2 separate regions of the Homo sapiens genome follow, and region 1 is linked to region 2. A link is an interaction called in ENCODE POLR2A ChIA-PET data of the cell type or tissue named here. Cell type or tissue: MCF 10A. All regions are shown on one strand. Links, peaks and the distances in the headings refer to the core of each region. The heading gives the core; the rest is flanking DNA.

Region 1 (11,041 bases), core at 2,755-7,754, 88 kb after region 2:
ATCAGGAAATGCACGTTATGACCACAGTGAGATGTCATCTCATACCTGTTAGAATGGCTGTTATAAAAAGAGATAATAAGTATTGGTGAAGGTGTGGAGAAAAGGGAACCCTTGCATGCTTTTGATGGGAGTGTAAATTAGTACAGCCATTATGGAAAACAGTATGGAGATTCTTCAGAAAAGTAGAAACAGAACTACCATATGATCCAGCAGTCTCACGTCTGGGTATATATACAAAGGAAATGAAACTAGCATCTTTAAAAATGTGCTGTATGTATACAATGGAACATTACTCAGCCATAAAAAAAGAAGGAAATCCTACTATTTGTGTCAGCACTGATGAACCTGGAGTGCATTATGCTACATGAAGTAAGCCAGACATAGACAAATACTGTGTGATCTCACTTGTATGTAGAATCTAAAAAAGCCTAATTCATAAAAGCAGAGAGTAGAATGATGATTGCCAGAGGCAGGGGTAGGGACAGAGTCTGGCTAGGGGAAGGGGTCAATGAGGGAAGGAAGGGGAGATTTGGTCAAAGGACACAAACTATCAGTTATAAGGTGAATAAGTTCTGGGGAATCTAATGTACACTGTGGTGACTGTAGTTAATAATCATTGCATACTTGAAATTTGGTAAGAGAGATCTTTAAATGTTCTCACTGCAAGAAAAAGAGAGATAACTATATGAGGTGATAGTTGTATTAATTAGCCTGATTGTGGTAATCATTTCACAATAGATACATATATCAAATCATCATGTTCTATACCTTAAATGTATACAACTTTTATTTATCAATTATACCCCAATAAAGGTGGGGAAAAAAGATTTAATAGGCATTTCAGCTGACAACATATAGAAGTCAGTTACAACAGCAGGCAGTTTAAAAATGTAGTTTTTAGGAGATAACATTTACATGACAACACTAAAAAAACTTTATTGGAAGGTATTAAATAAGTTATTAAAAATAATTAGGAGATTTACCATGTCAAATGTATGGGAAGTGTCATTATCATAAAGATGTTTATTTTCTCCAAATTGATCTATAAATTCAAGGTCTTTCTGATCCAACCCTGAAAGGGCTTTTCATGCAACTGGACAAGCTAATAAAAGGATAAAAGGCCAAGAATAACTTCAAGTACTCCTGATGAAGAAGAAAAATAATGTTGGGAGTCAGGAAAGGAAATTGCCCTACTAGATTAAGATTTATTATAAATAAAGCTCAGGTAATTAACATAGTGTTAACTGACTGATGATAAGCTAGTGGAATAAAGTGAGTCAGAAAGAGAGGTCTGTGTATGACAGACCTGGCAACCAGGGATCAGTGGGGATCTTCTGTTGAATACTCAATTTATTATTCATTTGGGAAAGAATAAAAACGGATTTCTAAATGGTATCATACACAAAGTCAATGTTCATAGTACTGAGGTTTTTAAAAATCACGTTATAAAACAACATTCATCATATGATTTCGTTTTTGTAGAAAGAAATAAGAGTATATGTGATTATATATTTTGAGAAAAGACCTAGAAGATATCAAAAGTCGAAAGTGACAAAGGGTCTCTGGGTGGTCGGATTGTTGAAGATTCATTTCTCTTTACACCTTTTTTTGTCTAGATTTTTAAAAATACATTGAGTCTATGTTACTTTTAATTAGGAAAAAAATTTTTTTTACTTTGAATTTTTTTTAACTATTCTTTTAGATTAAATTTAGCATTATTTTTCGCAGCTTCCAAACTGCCTCCTCCCCTTACACACATAAAAAATAACAGTTTCATTGTGATATTTGACTGGAATTGTCTGGTACACAATAGGCACTCGGTACATATTTGTTAAACAAATAAATATGGGAACAATTCACATCTTTATGATGGTTAGCCCTTCCAGTTGAGAACATGGTATATTAATCTTTTTAAGACCTTTTCCTAATTAATTATGAAAACTTTGTAATTTTTTAATGCAGATCCCACACATTTATACAATTAATGATTTCTAAAATTATATCATCTTTTCATTTTCCCCCATATTGAGTCAAACCCTTGAGTATCATTTTATTTTATTTTATTTATGTATGTATTTATTTATTTTTTTAATTTTATTTTTAGAGACAGAGTCTTGCTCTGTCACCCAGGCTGGAGTGCAGTGGCGCGATCTCGGCTCACTGCAACCTCTGCCTCCCGGGTTCTAGCAATTCTCCTGCCTCAGCCTCCGGAGTAGCTGGGATTACAGGCGCACACTGCCACACCCGGCTAATTTTTTGTATTTTAGTAGAGATGGGGTTTCGCTGTGTTGCTCAGGCTGGTCTCAAACTCTTGAGCTTAGGCATTCCACTCGCCTCAGCCTCTCAAAGTGCTAGAATTACAGGCATGAGCCACCGCACCCGGCTGAGTATCTTTAATGTCAGACCTAAGAGTCAGAAAGATGATTTTAACGTAGAAAAACATGCCCTGTTTAGTAAGGTTAAGGACCTGGGTTTATTTAGCTTAGAATAAATGACTAAATTGAAACTGAATACCTATCTTCAAGCATTTGGTAGTGGCCAGCTTTCCTTTAGCTCTGCCGAAGACACACAAAAAAGAAATTCAACTGAAGTGTGAAGAATTTAAGTTAGAGATTGCAAACTGACAATATAAAGCTACGTTGGCTCTCAGAGACATATTATTTGGACCACACAATATATTTTAAAAGTTTGAATTGTTTGCAAAGTTAAAATTTGAAGAGATTTCACATAAAAACTTGGATTTCCAGCTTTTCTGGTACCCCTGTGCCCTAGTTTCCGATGAGTTTGAAAATCACTGCTGTCCCCTTTAAACAAGCCCTGAGCTCTCTCCAGTTTTCCAGTCAGAACCCAACCCTTTTCCTGTTACCTGTCTTACCCCTCAGGCATTAAGTTTGCAATCTCAGTTCATATAAAGGACAGATAAAGTGGCACATAGGTAGGTATAGCATCTTCTCACTCAGCATTTTGGTGTTGTTTTTAAAAGATGGTTTTAATGTGGTCCTGGCTGACAAACAGGAAATGAACTAGGAGACTTCCAAGGTTGTTTCTTGTCCTTTGGGTCCATGGTCCTGTTAGAATAGTCCAGTGGTTCATGAACTCTCTTTCTCATTGCACATGATCTAGAATCTCAGAGTTGAAATGGATTCCCTGCAAGACAGGGAGGCCACAGAGGATATGCTTCATCTGGTGTTCCTCTGTATGCACAGGAAATTTGAAATCCATTGCAGAGGGGCCTGCTTGAACAGCTAATAGTTCAAACAAGCAGCTACCTCATTTAGAAGGCTTATTAAACATCTCTGTTTCTTTTGTGTATAGTTATTTAAAGATGAGTGAAGGGTTTTAAAGAGAACTTTGAGTTTTATAAGTACACAGTATTATATTATTCTTATCATTATGCATGGCCTGGCAGAGTTATGATTGTGGGAACCATAGTTTTGAATATCATTTCATCTATGCTTGCGTGTTATCCAAACACAGTTTTCATATTTAATGTTAAGGGCCTTTTTTTAAATAAACAAAAAAGTGGGAAAGCAACATGGGGAAGAAATCTGAAGTGATCATTTCTCAATTTGTTTTATTCTAATTTTTGTCTGCTCTGAAAAGCCTTCTTATTCCATGTGAACAATCTCTGATGGGTCCCACAGAAAATGAAATTTGTGGCACATGTGCCCTCTGGCATTACCTACAAAGTCAAAAGGGTGACAGGCAGAAAATGGGTGTTTTTTTCTAAATAAATTTGGCTCCGAAGAATTATTTTATAAATAATGATTTTATTCATGAAACATTTCATGCTCCATTTGTTTTGGCATCAAATAGACATAGCTTTATTGTGACTCAGAGTCTAGTACTGTCCTTATTTAGGGACATGAAATGTTATCTCAAGGGAACCTTTTTGGAATCTCTAAATGTCTTGGGTAATAAGTGAAATTTTTAGCCTAGGATCAAATATTCCACTTACCCACCAAATTTGTTTCCCAGTTGTGGTCTTAGACTAGGATCCCGTATGTATATTCCTAAACTTGGGACAGGACTCTTGGTTTTCAGTTCCCACAGAACAACCCCTTTCTCCAACCCCCCCCCATCACCAGCAATAGAGGAGGTCACACTTGGACCCATAACATGTTTCCAAAGGCCCCATCAAGGCTTTTTCATAGGCCCCATCTCATACTTAGTCTCTTTTCATGTTTGAAGTGACAGCATCAAACTCATGATTTCCCTACCCTTTCTACCCTAGGCCTTTTGATAAGGACAAGGTGCAACTTTCTGAGTGACACAGTTTGGGATGTAATGAGTTACAACTTCATTTTTCCTTAATGAAATAGCTTGAAAGCACACGTATTCTTCATCTTTTTTTTTTTTTTTTTTTTTTTTTTTTTTGAGATGGAGTCTCACTCTGTTGCCCAGGCCGGAGTGCAGTGCCATGATCTCGGCTCACTGCAACCTCTGCCTCCTGGGTTCAAACGATTCTCTTGCCTCAGCCTCCCAAGTAACTGGGACTACAGGTGCGTGCCACCACGCCTGGCTAATTTTTTTATTTTAGTAGAGACAGGGTTTCACCATGTGAGCCAGGATGGTCTCGATCTCCTGACCTCGTGATCTGCCCACCTTGGCCTCCCAAAGTGCTGGGATTACAGGCGTGAGCCACTGTGCCTAGCCTCTTCATCTTTTAAGTATATTATATGTTCCTAGTCTAGTCTAATACCCAAGATACTGTCAGTACTCAGTTGGTATCAGCCTCTTTCTTCCTGTTCTCTTATTAAATCACAACCAAGCTTGAGAACTGACTCATGACTTCAGACTGGAAACAGTCACATGTCTGAACTGGCGTGCAATGCAGAGCTGCTTCCGGGTTAGCACATAGTAATCTGATTATGACAAAGTGCCCTTTCTTAAAGCAAATATCAGACCACTATCCAACCTACCTAAGTAAGCTTATCTTCACCAAAATTTTAACTATCTACAAATCCATAATTTTATTTCTTTGAAATTATCATTAGGACCAAATTTTCAGGTCATCTGTATGCCAGTCTTTGAATTGTCATTATAGCTTTAGTTTGAACCTGTAATTTCCTACAGCAGTTAAAGGAGAAGTCAAAATTAATAAATGGCTGGCATTTTAAAAGAGCATACAGGTTGAAATTTTGTGTTTAGGCAACTGAGGTTAAAAAAAAAAGCTTAGCTGGGTGCAGTGGCTCACACCTGTAATCTCAGCATTTTGGGAGGTCCAGGCAGCAGGATCGCTTGAGCCCAGGAGTTCAAGACTAACCTTGGCAACATAGGGGGACCATGTCTCTAAAAATAATTTTAAAACTTAGATGAGTGTGGTAGCATGCACCTGTGGTCCCAGCTACTCAGGAGGTTGAAGTGAGAGAATCATCTGAGCCCAGGAGGTTGAGGCTGCAGTGAATTGTGATTGTGCCACTGCACTCCAGCCTGGGCAACACAGCAAGACCCTGTCAAAAAAAAAATTCAAATGTAGAATGGGGTTGTTCTATAACACAACTAGCCTGATCTCTTTAAAAGTTCAGAGTTCTTTTTTTAAAAGGTAAAGGGAGATTATTTTAGATTAAAAGAGATATAAGCAAATACATCTCTTAAAATCCATGATCTTTGGTTGGATCCGATTCAAAGGAAAATCAGATCAGTGATACACATTTTGGGACAATGGAGAAATTTGAATATAGGCTGATTATTTGATCGGTAATGTCATACTCAGTTGTAATAATAGTGTCGTGGTGATGAAGGAGAATTTCCTTATTGCTCAAGAGCTGTGCTCACATGTTTAGGAGTAAGGTTTCATGATGTCCACTTCGAAGCAGTTTAGAAAATATGTGTATGAAATACGGCAAAATATTAACTGTTATTGAATCTAGATGGTGGGTTTTGGGATGTTCATGACATTATTTTTCTACTTTTCTGAATGTTTGAAATGTTTCAGACTGTGTGAGTGATGATAATAATGGAGTCATCTCAGGGAGAGAAGTACTGAGGGGCATCGTAGGTCTTCCTGAGCCTGCCTTGTAGTTTGGGAGAAGGCTTTGCTGGAAGAGAGCCACACAGGTGGTGGGTGGGGTCCACAATGAAGTGGAATTCACCTGCCCGGAGGTCCTGATGGCTCACCAAGCCACACAGAGGCATTTTCCCAGGCTCGTCCATGAATGGTCTCGTAATAGCTGTGGGAGAGGACTTCCCACTGTTACGCACCAGACCACAGACTCCCGTTGGCAGCTGTGGGGAAGCTCAAGTCGCCTTAGCTATGAATCCCCTGGAAAACAAGTGAGGCTGGATAGTTTTACAGTAAAATCTCTCATTGAATATTTGCTCTCAGTGTCTTGGGACTGTGAACTGTGACAACCCAAATAAATGACCACTCCCTTAAAACCATTACTCATTGGAACATGGTACTACTTGAAACTAATCTACTGCCTTGCTAAGCCAGGATGGAATTTGTTCAATTCATATTTGAGTTTTTTTGTCGTAATTTTTGCCTTTCTGTTTATGAAGACTGCAAATTTCTAGTAGAGCCATTTTGGAGCAGCTTATTTTAGACAGAATATGAAATAAAATAGTAGGAGGACTGTGGTTTGTCCTTTCTTTCTCTCATATGCATTACTGACCACCTCTCCATTTTTTTTAAAGAGACTCAATAGTTTTTGATGAACAACTTAGGTAAGCCAGAAGAAAGTTAGTGTGGTAACAAGTAATCATTTGAGGCTTCATGCTTTGGAGGTTGTTTGTAGAAGGATAAGGAGAAGTGCAACAGCTTTTTACGACATACAGAGAGCAAATGGTGGCACAAGAACTGGAGATTTTTTGGGCTGCTTGGAGGCCAGGGGAGAAGATGGGATCTTGCTGATACTAGATGATTGTGTTACATTAAGCAATTCAAAAATATCAATTGTTTCTGGAAATGCACATACCTGCAGACGCCTGGTGGTAAGATGTTTCTATTGCAAAGCTTTTTCTCCCTCTAATCCAAATCCCTTCTTGTGTCTAAAGACAGTCTTCTCAGATTTAGGAGCACCACAGTCGCCAGCAAGGAAACAGGCATACTGAAATGTGATTTGCAAGTGCCTCATAATATTAATACCATCATCCAGTAGTTTTCAGATGAAAAGATGATCACTTTATGATTTCCATTTGCTCTGCTGACTCAGGTTTTCTGCATTTAAAACACCAGCATAGCGAGCTGGGAGCTGGTGCCCCAAGTAGGAAAAGCAAAAGGACTTTTGGATCCTTTGCCAAATTGCTGTTTAGCTTTAGAGAGTAGTGGAGCTTTGCTTTAGCCCTGGGTAAGTACAAAATCTCAGTGGCCTCCTGAACTCTGTGAAGTTGATTTCATTAAAAGCAAAGATAAGAATGTAGTCTTTATCATTGCCTTTTGTCTATGAATAAATGAAATACATCTTTCTAAGCATTTCAGTGCAGTATGTTTCAAGCAGCAATAATTTTCTCTGTTTATAGATCAAATTTAGTTTGCCATAAGAACTGGCATAGTACCTTTTGTGTTTAATCTCTCCTCAAGTTTCTCTTTAAACAAAGTTTCATATGACCAGTCGAATTTGGATTAAGCAGGTGCAAATCTTTTTTACATGTTAAACTTGCTATTTCTCTTGTAGGTGCCATTTGGGCAGGTTTTCCATTGAAACCACTAATAACAAGATGCTATTTAGAAATGATTCCTTTTAACTTAATTCTGTCCTGGGGTGGGAGGTGTAGGGGTCAAGGTTTCAATAAACTCATTTCTCCTACTAATTTCAGTAACAAATCACTTGAAATCTGCCTTATACTGCTTTCTTTTTCTATAGGGGAAGGTGTCATATTGAGACTTGATTGTTCAGCAGTCCAGATAGGATTTAGCTGTCACTCAAGTAGTATCTTCAGATACCAGGCTTCCTGGACTCAAAACTGTAGCTTTCATGGTCAACTTCAGATTTTGCCCCTTCCTGATAATAACGTTTTTTTTTAAGATGGGGTCTTGCTTTGTCGCCCAGCCTGGAGTACAGTGGTGATCATAGCTCACTGCAGCCTTGAAGCCCTGAGCTCAAGCAATCCTCCTGCCTCAGCCACCTGAGCAGCTGGGACTACAGGCGTGTACCACCATGCCCAGCTAATGTTTTTTTGTATTTTTTTTAAGGAGACGGGGTCTCAGTATGTTTCCCAGGCTGGTCTCGAGCTCCTGGCCTCAAGCAATCCTCCCACTTTGGCCCCTCAAAGTACTGAGGTTACAGGCATGAGCACCACACTGGGCCTGATAATAACATTTTATTGCTAAAGATTTTGCATAGGAAGAAGATTTTTGAAATTTCGAACATGCCTCCTGAATCTTAATCACTTAGAGCTATATATCAGCAAAGGTAGAATAACAGATATTATACTTTTTTTTTCTCAGTTCTTTGGAAGACTTGCATTATAAATTAATACTTGAAAAATACTTTTAAATTTTGCTGTATGTGTTTGTGAGTCACCAATTGTTAAGGATTCCACTTCTTCCCTCAGCAGTTGGACAAATAAACAGATGTAGAAATGACTTCCATTCTCTCAGTGACCTAAGAAATAACGTATTTGTTTTAAAGCACTCAGAGTAATGTCAGTGGTGTGTATATTTTGTTTGACATTTTAAGCAGAAGAAAGCCACATGACTGAAATGCAATCTATTTTCAAGTGTGTTAGGAAAAAATTATTTTATCTCAGCAAATCCGGAGATTATCCTTTCATAGATGTCACTGTTCTTGCACAATCTGCATGACTAAAGCAATTGTTCTGTCAGAGCCATCGCTTGTTTAGACAGCATCAAGTCTGTGGTCACTCATGTCCTGGGTCTTTCTACAGGAGTGTCGGAAGGATACTGAATATGAAAGTGGAAACTTCTTTAATTGTATTCTTTATATAAGTTATTTCAGACCAACCATAGTCATGGACTTTGGAGAATCTGATGGTCCTAGAGATTACTTCCTGCAACTCTTGGCCACTCCAGTTTGACAGAGGGGGACCCTCACCCCACTCTGGTGGAGCTTTTGCTTCTGATTCTTCTACCAAATAACTTGACTGCTGACTGCGATAACCAGGAACGGTTTTACTGTGATTTCAGGAAAATCATCAACAAAGTAGTTTATACCTGGAGGGAAGCCAGAAGAGAAGAGAAAGGGAGAGAGGAAGGAATTAAGCTGGCACTTTCTGTGAATCATCTGAAAATCTGTTGCCACCCTATGAGACGAATGATAGTGTCTCCATTTTCACAGATGGCATTTACTCTTCTGGATCAGGCTTCTTTCATGTAACATTATGTTTGTGAGATGTATTTCTGTTACTACCTATAACTGTAGCTCATTCATTTTTAGAGGCACTATAGTATTTCAGTGTGTGACTATATCCCCATTAAAAAATTTACTGTTGATGGATATTTGCATTGGTTCCAGGTTGAGACTATTGTGAAGAGTGCTATTGTGAACACTGTATGTTCATGCCTAAGTTCAGCTTTAGATACTCAAGCATTTTTTTCAAAGTGGCTGTACCAATTTGTACTCCTGCCAGCAGCGTATGAGAATTCCAGTTGTCCTGCATTCTTGCCAACACTTTATGCTCTGTCTCTTTCACTTAGGCCACTCTGGTGAGTTGGAGAAATTATTTTTTTACTCATGTCATATTTCTTTTAATCTCATTCTATATGAAGATTTTGACATACTTGAATTAATTTATTTACAGGCAAAATACATCCATGTTCAAATAGGTATGAACTGCTTCTTTTTATGAGCTAATAAGCAGTGAGTATGAGAAGGTGGCTAAGATCTATTCGCAAGCTCCGACTGAATTATCCCATCTGAAAGTACGTTAGACCTCATTTATTTCGTTTTACAGTTGAAGTAACTGAGGGACTTCAGGGACTAGGGACTATGCCAGCGTCATAGTCAGGCCTCCTGGAAGAGGCAAGATAGTAATGTTCACCCTTGCCTCTCAAGAGAAGCCCTCTGTTAATTCCTTTATTCTTTCATTTACTAATTATTATTATTTTAGATAGAGTCTCGCTCTGTCACTCAGGCTGGCGTGCAGTGATCTTAGCTCACTACAACCTCCACTTCCCAGGTTCAAGTGATTCTTCTGCCTCAGCCTCCTGAGTAGCTGGGATTACAGGTGCCCGCCACCTCACCCGGCTAGTTTTTGTATTTTTAATAGAGACAGGGTTTCACCATGTTGGCCAGGCTGGTCTCGAACTCCTGACCTCAAGTGATCCGCCTGCCTCGGCCTCCCGAATTGTTGGGATTACAGGCGTGAGTCATCACACTCAGCTTCATTTGCTAAATAACTATTGAATGTGTCTTTTATGGCAGGCACTGGGCTGAACTCCAGAGATTTAGCGGCAAACAAACTTAACTTAGTGATGTTCCCTTTCACTTTCCAGGTTATGGCTTTCAAATCACAGCCTATTTCCTCAAGAGAGGGATACGCCTTCGCTGCATCAGGAGCACACAGAATGCTGGTAAGAAGCCGATTTCTTGGTTTGTCAGACATTTCACACAATCTGCTTGCCCTAGATAGAGAAGGGATGAAAATTAAGGAGTGGAGAGTCCCACTTGCTTCATTGCCTTCATGTCTTGAGTGTGTCCGAAAGTTTGCGATTTCTTTCCTCCCACCTTGTACTGTGTTTACTGCCTCTCTAAGAACAGTGAGCTGGGCCACATCATGCTTTCCTTTCCTGATGCATCTCAGCACTTTCTTTGAGTTTTCAGAGTGACTCAACACAGTTGAACTATGAATCACTTCAGTATTGTCTGTGCACACCAAAGCCCTGGCATATGGAGCAGGTGTGTACACAAGAAAGCTCTTTCCCAGCCCTGAGCTCTCAGAGCTTTCCCTAGGTGTGTGATGAGGCCACTTTCCCCCATCACTTCCCCAAGTCTAGATGTCCACTAAGGATATGATTTCAAACTTGTCCAGCCAGCAACAGTAAAGTCAGAAGCTAATGATCATTCTCCAGGTTGATCTGAGCACTGGAAAGAAAATTTAGTTCACCTTCCATGGACAATTTCAGTATATATATAAG
Region 2 (11,041 bases), core at 3,212-8,211:
AGTAGTATTACCTACAGACAAGACAAATTTTTTGATGTCCGTGAAAATGCTGAAAGGTATGACTATACATGAGAACAAGGTCATTATTTACCCTCCTTTCACAGAGGATAGCATAGTATCCATTTGATTGGAGATAAAAGATATTTTTAAAATGTAGTCCTTTAAAAGTCAAAATGATAAAAGTTAAATATTCTAGGTCTGTTATAATCTATAACCTGGGTTTAACTGGATCTAGAAGAGTAAATCTATGTATAGCTAATCATGATAATGACTGCTGTCAAAAATACAAATAAACCCAATAACTGAATTCAAGGAAATGGTACATGTCAAAGTTGGAAAAAGAAAAGCTGTGGTTAAAACATGGTTATTGTACAATTATTAGATGACTTATTTAAGAAACACCTCTTTTGTCAGGAGACCAGAAGATTATGTAGAACCCTGTCCCTTTATTAGACATTGTGGTCTGAGCTCTGGGTTTAGATAGATGGGGAAGACTTTGAATTTATGATGTTATGTGTCAAAATTCTTTTTTTTTTTTTTTTTTTTTTGAGACTGAGTCTCACTCTGTTGCCCAGGCTGGAGTGCAATGGTGCAATCTCAGCTCACTGCAACCTCTGAATTGTTCAAGCAATTCTCTTGCCTCAGCCTCCTGAGTTGCGATTACAGGTGCCCGCCACCACACCCGGCTAATTTTTTGTATTTTTAGTAGAGACGAGGTTTCACCATGTTTGCCAGGCTAGTTTTGGACTCCTGACCTCAAGTGACCCACCCACCTTGGCCTCCGAAAGTGCTTGGATTACAGGCATGAGCCACTGATGTGTTAAAGTTCTATGTGTGGTTCTCTTCATGTGTGGAAAAAGATGGGGCCAGGCATGGTGGCTCATACCTATAGTTCTAGCACTTTGGGAGGCTGAGGCAGGTGGATCCTTTGAGTCCAGGAAATTAAGACCAGCCTGGGCAACATAGCAAAATCCTGTCTCTGCAAAAAAATTAAAAAATTAACCATGCGTGGTGGTGCACACCTGTAGTCCCAGCTACTAGGAAAGCCGAGGTGGGAGGATTCCTTGAGCCCAGGAGGTCGAGGCTGCATGAGCTATGACTGCACCTCTGCACTCTAGCCTGGATGACAGAGCGAGACCCTGTCTCAAAAAATAAATAAAATAAGTAAATAAAAATATGAACATTTGTAAGGGTCTACCATTGCATGCTTTGCCCCTCATGATGTCTCAGGTACTCATTTCAGGATTCTAATTTGCAACCAGTTTTGTTTTATGGATAATGTTCTTGTTGGAAATGCTTCCAAACTCAGGCTGAATGCAGAGTGTGTTACATAAGCACAGATTAAGGCCATGTCTGCAGGGAGATAATGCATTAGAATCCTGTAGAACCAGTGTTTTCATGTGTTCATTTGGTGTAGGCTTCCTTCCCCACTGCCATGGTGATATTTGATGAAACTAGTTGGTGGCTTAGTTACAGGAATTACACCTGAAAATAAATCGCGAAAGTTCCCATATGAAGCACAAGTTTAGCCATATGTACTTACAATGATGATGGCAAAAATAGGTGAAAAACATTGTAGTTATATAATATTACCATATTTAGAAATGCTAGTGATGGTGGAGGGAGTAATAATGACATTATATAATAATGTATGTATAATCAGTGCAGAAAAATTTCCGCTATACTCCAAAAGAAACTAATGCTTTAATTTACATTTGGTTCTTATTTGTTCTCCCCTCCCCCCACAGTCTATCCTTTCAAAAAAAGATGCTAATGAGTAGTAAAGGAACCAGAGCTAAAAAAGGAGCTGTCCTCATCTGTAAATTCACCTTCCCCAAAGAGCTGCAAGTTGACTGTTTGCAGTTGCCAAAAAGCTGGGGCCCAGCAATAAAGTGCTCAGCCCCCACAGCAATCTCCTTCCTTCAGAGGCGGAACTGCTCATGATAAATACTTCTGCCTCCACAGAAGCCTCCTTGTTTTACCTCCTCTCCGCTGTTGCCACCCCACTTGGTTCTCGAGGGCAGCAGGCAGAGTTGCCCAAGACTTATTGTGTGGCCACAAAGAGATGGCAGTCATGCCAGATGGCAGGTTTTCCTTGCTTCTACTTACCCAGACAAACAGACTTAAAGCAGTCTGGTGGTGAAACAAGAATTGTTGTGGCCATGAAGAAAAGTTCGTGTCAAAATGTATTCATTTCCTTTCATTTTCTTCCGAGACGCAGACAACTTTTTAAAAAAAATCTAGTATTTTGTTATAAGACTTTTAAGCAAATGTACTACTTTTATATGCATGTTTTGAATGCCTATGTAAAAATGTAATGGGCACATTGCTTACAGTACTCTGATGAGAGCACACCGTTTGTCTTTAAATAAACCTAGATGTGATCTTTGGTTTGCATTTAGTTTCAATAAGCCAATTATTGGCAGATTTTTCACTGGGTGGGGCCGAAACGGCGGCTTATTCATTTTTTCTTAAGCATAGATACTCAAGGGGGTTAAGTAACTGCACACCACTGGCAAAGATTTGTAATCCTCAGTGCTAGTAAAGGTGAGGCACTTACCCCTTTAAGTGAGGAGAGATGGCTTCCATTTAATTATTGCTCTGTGGCATTTCTGTGTAGGAAGTGGGAGGCACTGCAGATGCTCGGAGGAGTTGGGAGGCCCATGTGTTTCTGCACTACCTGGTCTCTGTGCCCTCGCCTCCCTTCAGCCTGCCCTCTACATAGCAGCAGAGGATCCTGTGAAACACCAGTCAGATCCCATCACTCCTCGGCTCCAATGCTGGGGTATTGATCCAGGCCATCTTATGTAGAGGCAAAGCCCATGCCCTCAGGCCTTCCGATCTGACTCTTCTCTGTGCATGTGCATGCACACTCACATGTCCCCGCTCACAAACCCACTCACTTTCAACCTCACAGGACTTCTTCGAAGATGCCAGCCTCCTTTTCACAGCCTTTGTGTTTACTACTCCTGCTGCCTACAATGCTCTTCCCCCAGATATTTGCAGCGTGTACTCCCTCTCTTTGGGCATCATTTTCTCTTTGAGGCTTTCCTTGACCACCCCATTTACTCTGTTAACTGCCCCCTCCCCAAAATTTTCTGTCTTGTTCTCTGCCTTATTCTTTTTCATCATACTCAAGTCATCATCTAATGGGCTAAATAGTTTCCTTTTTTTTTTTCTTTTTGGTCTGTCTCTATTCTAATGCAAGCTTCATGAAGACAGGGATTTTTACCTGGTTTATTCACTGCTATCCTCCATGCCTAAAATAATGTCTGGCACATAATAGGTGCTCAGTAAATATTTAGAGAATTTGCCAGTAGTATGTTCTAGTAGCCCTTCACAATGGGCATCTGGCTCTTTAGACCTGATGGCTCATGTTATCTTTCTTGCTATTTGACCTTGATATTGGTGACTGTGAGTCTGGTTCCTCCTCTAGTTGTAGTGCCTTGTGCTGCCTTAGACACACCTCCAGCATTGATACAACTGTTGGCCACCTCACTATGGCCTACCCTGCCATCTGTCCTCCCACATTCCCTTATATCAGCAGGGTTCACTCTGGGTATGAATGGGACTCTTCTGTATGCCAAGGTTAAGGTAGGACCCAAGGGTGTATATGATGCAGTCCTTCTGAGTCTTCAGGCCTGCTGTCCGCCAGAGGTCTACAGGGTTAAACTAGCCACTGAGTCTCCCTAACAGCTGGCGGGTGACTGACTGGCAGAGTTTAGTATAGGTGGCCTAGAGGTGTGGCTGGGTTGGATGGACCATTGAAGCAACCTAGAAAGTGTGAGCCAGACATTGCCAGGCACCCTTAAGAAGTAGCCAAATGTGCTGTTTTCTGTGGACCTGCTCTTTGGACCAGCCTGCTGCCACCTTGCCATGGGAGGATTTGATGTGTGTGCCCTATGCTTTTGCAAGCAGCTTTGCTTTCCTCTGAAAGGCATCATCTCTGTTCACAAATGACATGACTTCGTTTCTTAGCTCAAGGCAAAATTTGCTCTTTGAGTTTGTTTCCTAGGGCTGTTGTAACAAACAACCACAAACTGGGTGGCTTTAAACAATAGATATTTATTGTCTCATGGGTCTGGATGCCAGAAGTCTGATATCAAGGTGTTGGCAGGGCCATGCTTTCTCTCTGAGGGCTCTAGGGGAGATCCTTCCTTGCCTCTTCTAGTTTTGGTGTTTGTTGGCAACCCTAGGCCTTCTTGGGTTTGTAAATGCATTGCAATCTTTGCCTCTGTCATTACACAGCTCTTCTCTCTGTGTCTCTGTCTTCTTCTCTTAGAAGAACAACAGTCATATTGGATTAAAGATCTACCCTAATGAGCTCATCTTAACCTGATTACAACTGCAAAGACTATTTCCAAATAAAGTCACATTCACAGGTATTGGGAGTTAGGACTTATCCTAATATCTTTTGGATCTTATGATATCCAGTTCAGCCCACAATTAAACCCACAATGCTCTTCGTGAGAAAGAAGCAGCAGCCATGAAGAAAGCCTAGATATTTTTAAGGGTGGAGAGCGCTCTTGACCTTTCCTTTGACAGCCTTGAGCTTCCCTAAATACTGTTGTCCTCACTGACTGGCTTGTCTTAGGAGTAGGGTTTTTGATCTTCAAACCTTGGAGTGCAGTTCAGTAAAGTGAGACAAGCATACCTTCTGTCTCTGAGGTCCAGGAGCACTGGAAGAGTGGACAGATTAATTGTGAATAGAGAATGCCCTGAAAATACAGGAAGAACCACCCTCCTGCAGATGTAGCTCTGGTCCCTTGTGGGAGCCCCTGGACCTTCGGTGAGGCAGATCTGGAAGGCTACAGCAGGGGATGTAAAGAGCCCCTTCCTAGACCCGCTTCCTGGCCCATTATTCTGCCCTTCCAAATGTATTCCAAGGGCTCCTCATTTTGATCATTGCTCAGTGGCATTGTTGTAGAGGAAGTAGGAGGGTGCTTGGTGGAGTTTGGGAGGCCCATGAATTTCTGCACTTGGAGAAATGTTAATGTTGAGCTTATATTTCTCTCCTTGCAGCACAGAAGACCATTACTAGGTCTGTGTGTAGAAGCCCAAGCAGTTAGAGGGGGCCTCTGCGAGGCTTGTGGGATTTTTCTGGCCAGAAGATGGGCCATGGTGGAGGAAGGCCATGTTAAATGGCTGTGATCCACTGCCTATAGGGAAGAGTACGCAACACACACCCAGGAGGGCTTAGGTAGCCGGAACTGTGGCGGCTCCATACCCCCAAAGTGAATTTTAAACTTGACTTATTTATGCCGTTCTCATAGCAACAGGAAAACTGTTCCGACCTATAGCCACGGAAGACTCTGTAAAAGAAACTGTAGGAGGAAAAAAAGATAATGCCAGGAAAAAAAAAAATTTAATGAAGTACCATTCTTTCACTTATTCAGTCAACTGAGAATAACAGTTTGTGCATTTGGCAATCAAATGGGAAGTGGCATTTCGTGTTGCAACATGAACCTGCTCACATTAAGTGATTTATTTTTTTGTTTAGACACACTGTACTGAGAACTTTCTTCAAGTAGAAAGCTATTAAAAATGTGAGAACAAGCAGTCCTCACTAACCTGAAGCATTTGGGGACTTAGAGGAATGATAAATGCAAACAGCCCAGAATCCAGAAACTGTCTTGAACATTTAAACTCTAGACTCTGGGAATGTGTGCATGTCTTCAGTTAGTCAGATGTAGATAATTTTTCTTTCTGTGAGGTCTCTTTTCACTTATATCTTGTCTGGACAGGGTGGAGCCCCTGCTTAAATTCTATTTCTAGCTTGAAGAAAGACTAAATTATTGTAGACCAAAGCCAGTGCTACTCGGAAAATGGAAAAGACATAGGAGACAGGGCATGTCTTCTTTAGCCCGACTGTGAACTTAGGGCCCCTCCTCTGGTGAGTGCTCCTGGGAGGTTGCACAAGGCTTATGTTCAGCTACTGGGCCAAGCTGAAGGAACGCCTCTCATCTCTCTCATGTTTGTACTGAAGATCCGTGTTTGGTAACCATTTCATAGATCTTTTCTACCACTTGATCCTGGGCTTGTAGTTAATGCTGTGCTCAGCATATTTCTGTGTGATCTTGATAAGAAATCTATTGGCCAAAGACCTTGTGAGCTATTTCTGTCCTCTGTCTCTCTCATCTTCTATTTAATATGTTTGTCTGTATTATATACGTATAAATATAACCGAGTTGTATTACATTAATTCTTTTTTTTTTCAAAAATATATTAAAATTATTCCCCTTTTCTAACCTGCCCATTTATGAGCTCTTGCACGGTAACATCTTGATTCCCATTTTGGCTGAGAAACTACATAAACTAGTTTATTGCATGCTGCTCCATTTTGTATTCATGGTTATGATATTGAAACTTCAGGACCACACACAGATAGCATAGTCTCTGGCCACTTAAGCATGTAAACAGTCTGGCTTTTTATAAAGTGGAAAAATATTTCTTGTGCACTATTTTAACATGATCAGCATGTTGAAACTTGGTGTGCAACTGTGTCAACATTTCTTTGGCTCTGAGGAGCAAACCCGGAGAACCTCATGGTAACATATAAAATGCAAAGCTGGTTTGTTTACTACTGGGATTTAGGCAGCAATTAGAGTCTGTAGTTGACTTCCAAACTTGGGGTACAGAATAAGTGAAATAATTATTTTTGCATCGCGATTATGCTAGCTAAAATAATGATTCCTTTTCAGATGGCTAAGATTCTTTCAGGGAAGCAAAGGAAAATGGGTGGCTGGATTACAATGCAGTTTCTTTATTGAAAAACCCACATTGGACCCAGCTTGACAGTGTTTTCTTTTGTTTCATAAATTTACTGAACACCTCAAATGTGTCAAATCCTTTTCTACATGCTAGGCATGTGAATTTAACAAGACAGACAGGCCTTATGTTGTTTGCTCAAACTCTCTGGCTCTCTTGAAGAGAAACAAACACTAAATAAGTAATCAGGTAAACAAGAAGATGTTTATGATTGCTATGAAATTCAACATGAGATGTTTACCAAGGGCACTGTTGAGACCCTTAGGATGTGTCAGTGAACAAAACAAATGCACATTTTCTTCTCTTAGGGGTCTCACATTCTAGTACAGGAAACAGACCATAAACAATAACTGGAATAAAGACATAAATTGTAGAGCATGTTCATAAGCAGTCAGTACTATCCAACAGGAAAAAGCAGAACCAGGTGAAAGGTATCAGGAGGAGTGAGGCAGCAGGGGGTGTGGGAACGGACAGGCTGCAATTTTATTTTTATTTGTTTATTTTCCCGACTTTATTGGGATATGATTGACAAATAAAAATTGCATATATTTAAGGTGTACAATGTGATGATTTGATGAACTTACACATTGTGAAATGATTACTGCAATCTGGCTAATTAACACCTTCATCACCTCACATTTTGTGTGTGGTGGGGCGGTGAGAACACTTAAATTCTACTCTCTGGGCAAATCTCAAGTGAAGCTGCAATTTTAAATCAGGTGGCTGGGGAAGGCCTGCTTGAGAAGACTTGAAGAGATGAGGGAGTTAGCTCAGATGTGTCTCAGGGACAGTGTTCTAAGCCTATGGGAGGCCAGTGCCTTTGACAAGCAAGGAGGCAAGTGCCTTTTAATGAGGATATGCGATTTGAACTAAAACCCGGAAGATGTGAAGAACCCGTCATGTGTAGAGTTAGGTGGGAGTGCCCCAGGCAGAGGAACAGCAGGGCCAAAGACCAAGACAGGAGAGGAAGAGGCCACTATGACTGCCCCTTTAAAGTGGGGAGATGAGGTGGGAAAGGTGGGAAGAGATTGCTCAGGTAAGGTTGTATAGTCCACGGCAGGGGTTTGGGTTTTACTTTGTGTGAAATGAGTTGTGGAAGAGGAGACACCCTCTTCTGATTGCCCATCTCATAAGAGTTCAGAGAGGAGAGGAAGAATGAACCCAGCATAAACTTACCCTGAGGACCAAAAACCTCATGAGGGTTGGGATTTGATCTGCTGGTTTACCACTGCATCCTAGCAGTGCAACAAATACTAGGCCCAGGAAAGCAGTCAGTATTTGCAGGGATAGACACATGGATGCATGATTTAGTGACATACCTCCTGGGACAGAAGCCTATTATCTTTTATTTTTTGAGATATTTGGAAAATGCAAAGAAAAAAGAAGTCTCAAGAATAATATAACAGCACTTTATGCCAACCACCCAGAATTTACAGCAGTTAACATTTTGGCATGTTTGCTTCCAGCCTTTTTTATTATTTCTCTGTGAATACTTAAAAGGCATACAAGGAGCAGAGGGATACAGTCTCCTTTATATATATATATATACATATATGTATATTTGAGATATATATACACATATGTGTATATTTGATATATATATACACACATTTGTGTGTGTACGTAAACATTAAACTTCTAATTACCATTCTTAGTTGCTTTCCCCATGCTAGAGGCGATCATGCCTAATAATTTATTAGCAGATCCTGTTTCTGGTTTGCATCTGGGGGAAGGGGAGGTAGAGAAGAGAGCCAGCCTTATATGAGAGGACACTTGGCAGGTTGTGGCCCAGTGCTCACCTGGCCGGAGTCAGCCAGTGTGTGTGCCCACAGCCCTGCCCTTGGAGCATCAGCCTACTTGGCGAGCACCTAGTTTGGGCTTAACACAGTGCTAGGCACAATGCCAATGCGGGCAGAGCCTAAGAGAGCCCAGCCCTGAAAATCCTTCTCTTTATAGCATTCCTGTAGCATGATTTGTCCTGGGTCAGTTTGTCCTTGCCCCTGTGATATCTTCAGCAAATGAGCTGCTCAACAGGGGTGACCCTTCCAGATAACTGAGGCTTATTCCTTTATTATATGAAACGCTTTTGATAGAAATGATCCTGAAGTATCTCACAGATTTACATTTCCCTGTCTTCTTAAATGAGGTCTATTAGCCTTTGATGTGGGTTGATCAGGATTGTTCTTTTCAACAACAGTTGCTATATCCATTCATGCTCCCGGGGGCTGCTGGCAACTTGCTCCTACAGTACATGGCCCAGACTGCTTTGCAGAGTATGTTGCTTTAGAAACTCTTCTGCCTGCTTTTGCTAACTTTACTGGTTCTCCTTCTCCGTGGGCTGGCAGCTATCCCTTCTTGCTGTTGTCAGTGAGCCTGCTTCTAACTCTGCTTCAGTTGCATTTCTCACTCTTTATTTATGAGTTCCATCCGCTGGGGCCTGGGAAAGGAGATAGTCAAATTAAGTAAATTCTGGGTACAGCCAAAGACGACTCCCAGTGAGTGGCTCTCCACTGAGGGTTCCCTGCAGACCCTGGGGCCTAACTTGGGGTGTCTGTTAGACATCCCAGCCTGACATTTTGATACTGGCTGGCAGACACATTTGGATTTATGGCCTTCCCAAGAGAATCATGCTGAGGTCAGTGCTGCTATGTGAGGCTCTGTAAGCATTCCTTAGTAGCTCTGTGATGGGTTAATCTCCCTCCTCCCACTCCGAGTCAGGGTGTCACTCCCTTTCCCCTGTGATTCTACCCACAACGTCTGACCTAGTGCCAGGGGCACGGAGTCTCTTTTAACTGCCATGGTAGTTGGCATCAGGTTGTAATTCAGCATTAGGGTACTCTGACTGTGAAATTGTTGTTCCCGGGTCTTTCAATTATTTCTGTTATTCAATTATAAAGATAGTGGGGAACATGGAGATAATCTCATTCCAGCTTATAGTTTTGCAGTTGAAGAAACTAAAGCCCTGAATGGAAAATGACTGAGATCACCGAGTTGATAGTCACCAGCAGAGCACCGTCCCCACTGTGGAACAGTGACCACCATGGGTGAAATTGCTCTGATTTTGGGCTGTAATTTATCTGAACCAGTAAGTTGGACAGCCTTGGCAACACTATAAAGTAGAGGGTCGCTCTCCTGTACCTCATTTCCCAAGTGTGGTAGGATATCGCCTTGATACAGACCAGATTCTCTTCCTGTTAAAGAAAAGTAGTTTGCAGCTGATTCACTATGTGGACGAAGATCCATCCAGAAAGATGTTCATTGCAGCATTGTTTACAGTGGTGAAAAAATGGGGACAGTTGGTCCCGCATTGGGATGATGAATACATTTTTTTTTTTTTTTTAAGCCACAGAGTCTCACTTTCTTGCCCAGGCTGGAATGCAGTGGTGCGATCATAGCTCACTACAAAGCCCTGGCTCAAGCAGTCCTCCCCTTCGGCTTTCCCAGTATCTGGGACTACAGGTGTGTACCACCATGCCTAACTATTTTTTAATTTTAAAAATTTCTTTAGAGGCAGGGCCTTGCTTTGCTGCCCAGGCTGGCCTCAAACTTCTGCCTCGGCCTCCCAAATTGCTGGGATTACAGGTGTGAGCCACTGCACCAGCCTGATGAATAAATTTTGACACAGCAATATAATAGAATATTATGCAGCTATTAACATTCTGTGTACAGAATTTTAAATAACAAGGTCATTGAAAAAGTCACTGGTCATTTTTGAGCCTAATGTTATAATATTAAGTCAAACAGGCAGAATTAAAAGGAAGAATAACAATATAATTTTAAATTTTTAAAATTTCCTTTTTAAAAGAAGAAAATGGTCAAAGCATTTACTAGTCACTCTTCTTGATTGGTGAAGGGAAAGAGGCTGTGTGCCGTCCATGCACTGGATACTACATCTGTCATGTCTGTGACACTGCCATGTGGTTTTTACCCTTGATTTGTATTCAGACTGAACAAATGATCCCCAAGCCCTTAGGGTGCTAAAGAGTGCATGAGCCATACTCCTTGTGGCCACACACACCTTTCATCCTGGATAATGGGCAGCTGGGGCCACAGGCCCATTGTGCAGTCAAGTATCTTGCTTCCTGCTAGTATCAGCGGGGAGCACGGAGCCCTGCTGGTGGAGCCTGTCCAGCTCTACTAAAGATAGAGCAAGCTGCAGTGAAAGAGAGCCTGGCCATGGCCTTAGGTGCCTTGCAAATTATTGTTGTTATTATTATTATTATTATTATTTTTATTATTTTTTTTTTTTTTGAGATGCAGTCTCGCTCTGTCA

The links. ChIA-PET counts read pairs that join two places held together with the same protein. Peaks named below come from ENCODE experiments on the same cell type or tissue, not always from the same donor. Only the 100,000 strongest peaks of a DNase experiment are listed, where the experiment ranks them.
Region 1: POLR2A ChIA-PET joins it to region 2 with 5 read pairs; 3 of 35 experiments call an interaction of 5 or more read pairs at or near these places.

What each region holds. Positions count from the first base shown.
Region 1 is chr20:10,588,276-10,599,316 of GRCh38, forward strand. SLX4IP (SLX4 interacting protein) reads left to right here. Exons shown (of 8, transcript NM_001009608.3): 5 at 10,400-10,477. Among named protein-coding and RNA genes, the nearest start is that of MIR6870, 56 kb to the right of the region's middle. RefSeq lists enhancers at 4,686-4,980, 9,738-10,937. In MCF 10A, for the core only: no CTCF peak of the experiment used is centred there; DNase peaks (open chromatin) are centred at 2,866 and 4,806.
Region 2 is chr20:10,499,605-10,510,645 of GRCh38, forward strand. All of the region lies in intron 2 of SLX4IP (SLX4 interacting protein), which reads left to right. Among named protein-coding and RNA genes, the nearest start is that of SLX4IP, 70 kb to the left of the region's middle. RefSeq lists an enhancer at 7,600-7,739. In MCF 10A, for the core only: no CTCF peak of the experiment used is centred there; DNase peaks (open chromatin) are centred at 5,467 and 5,907.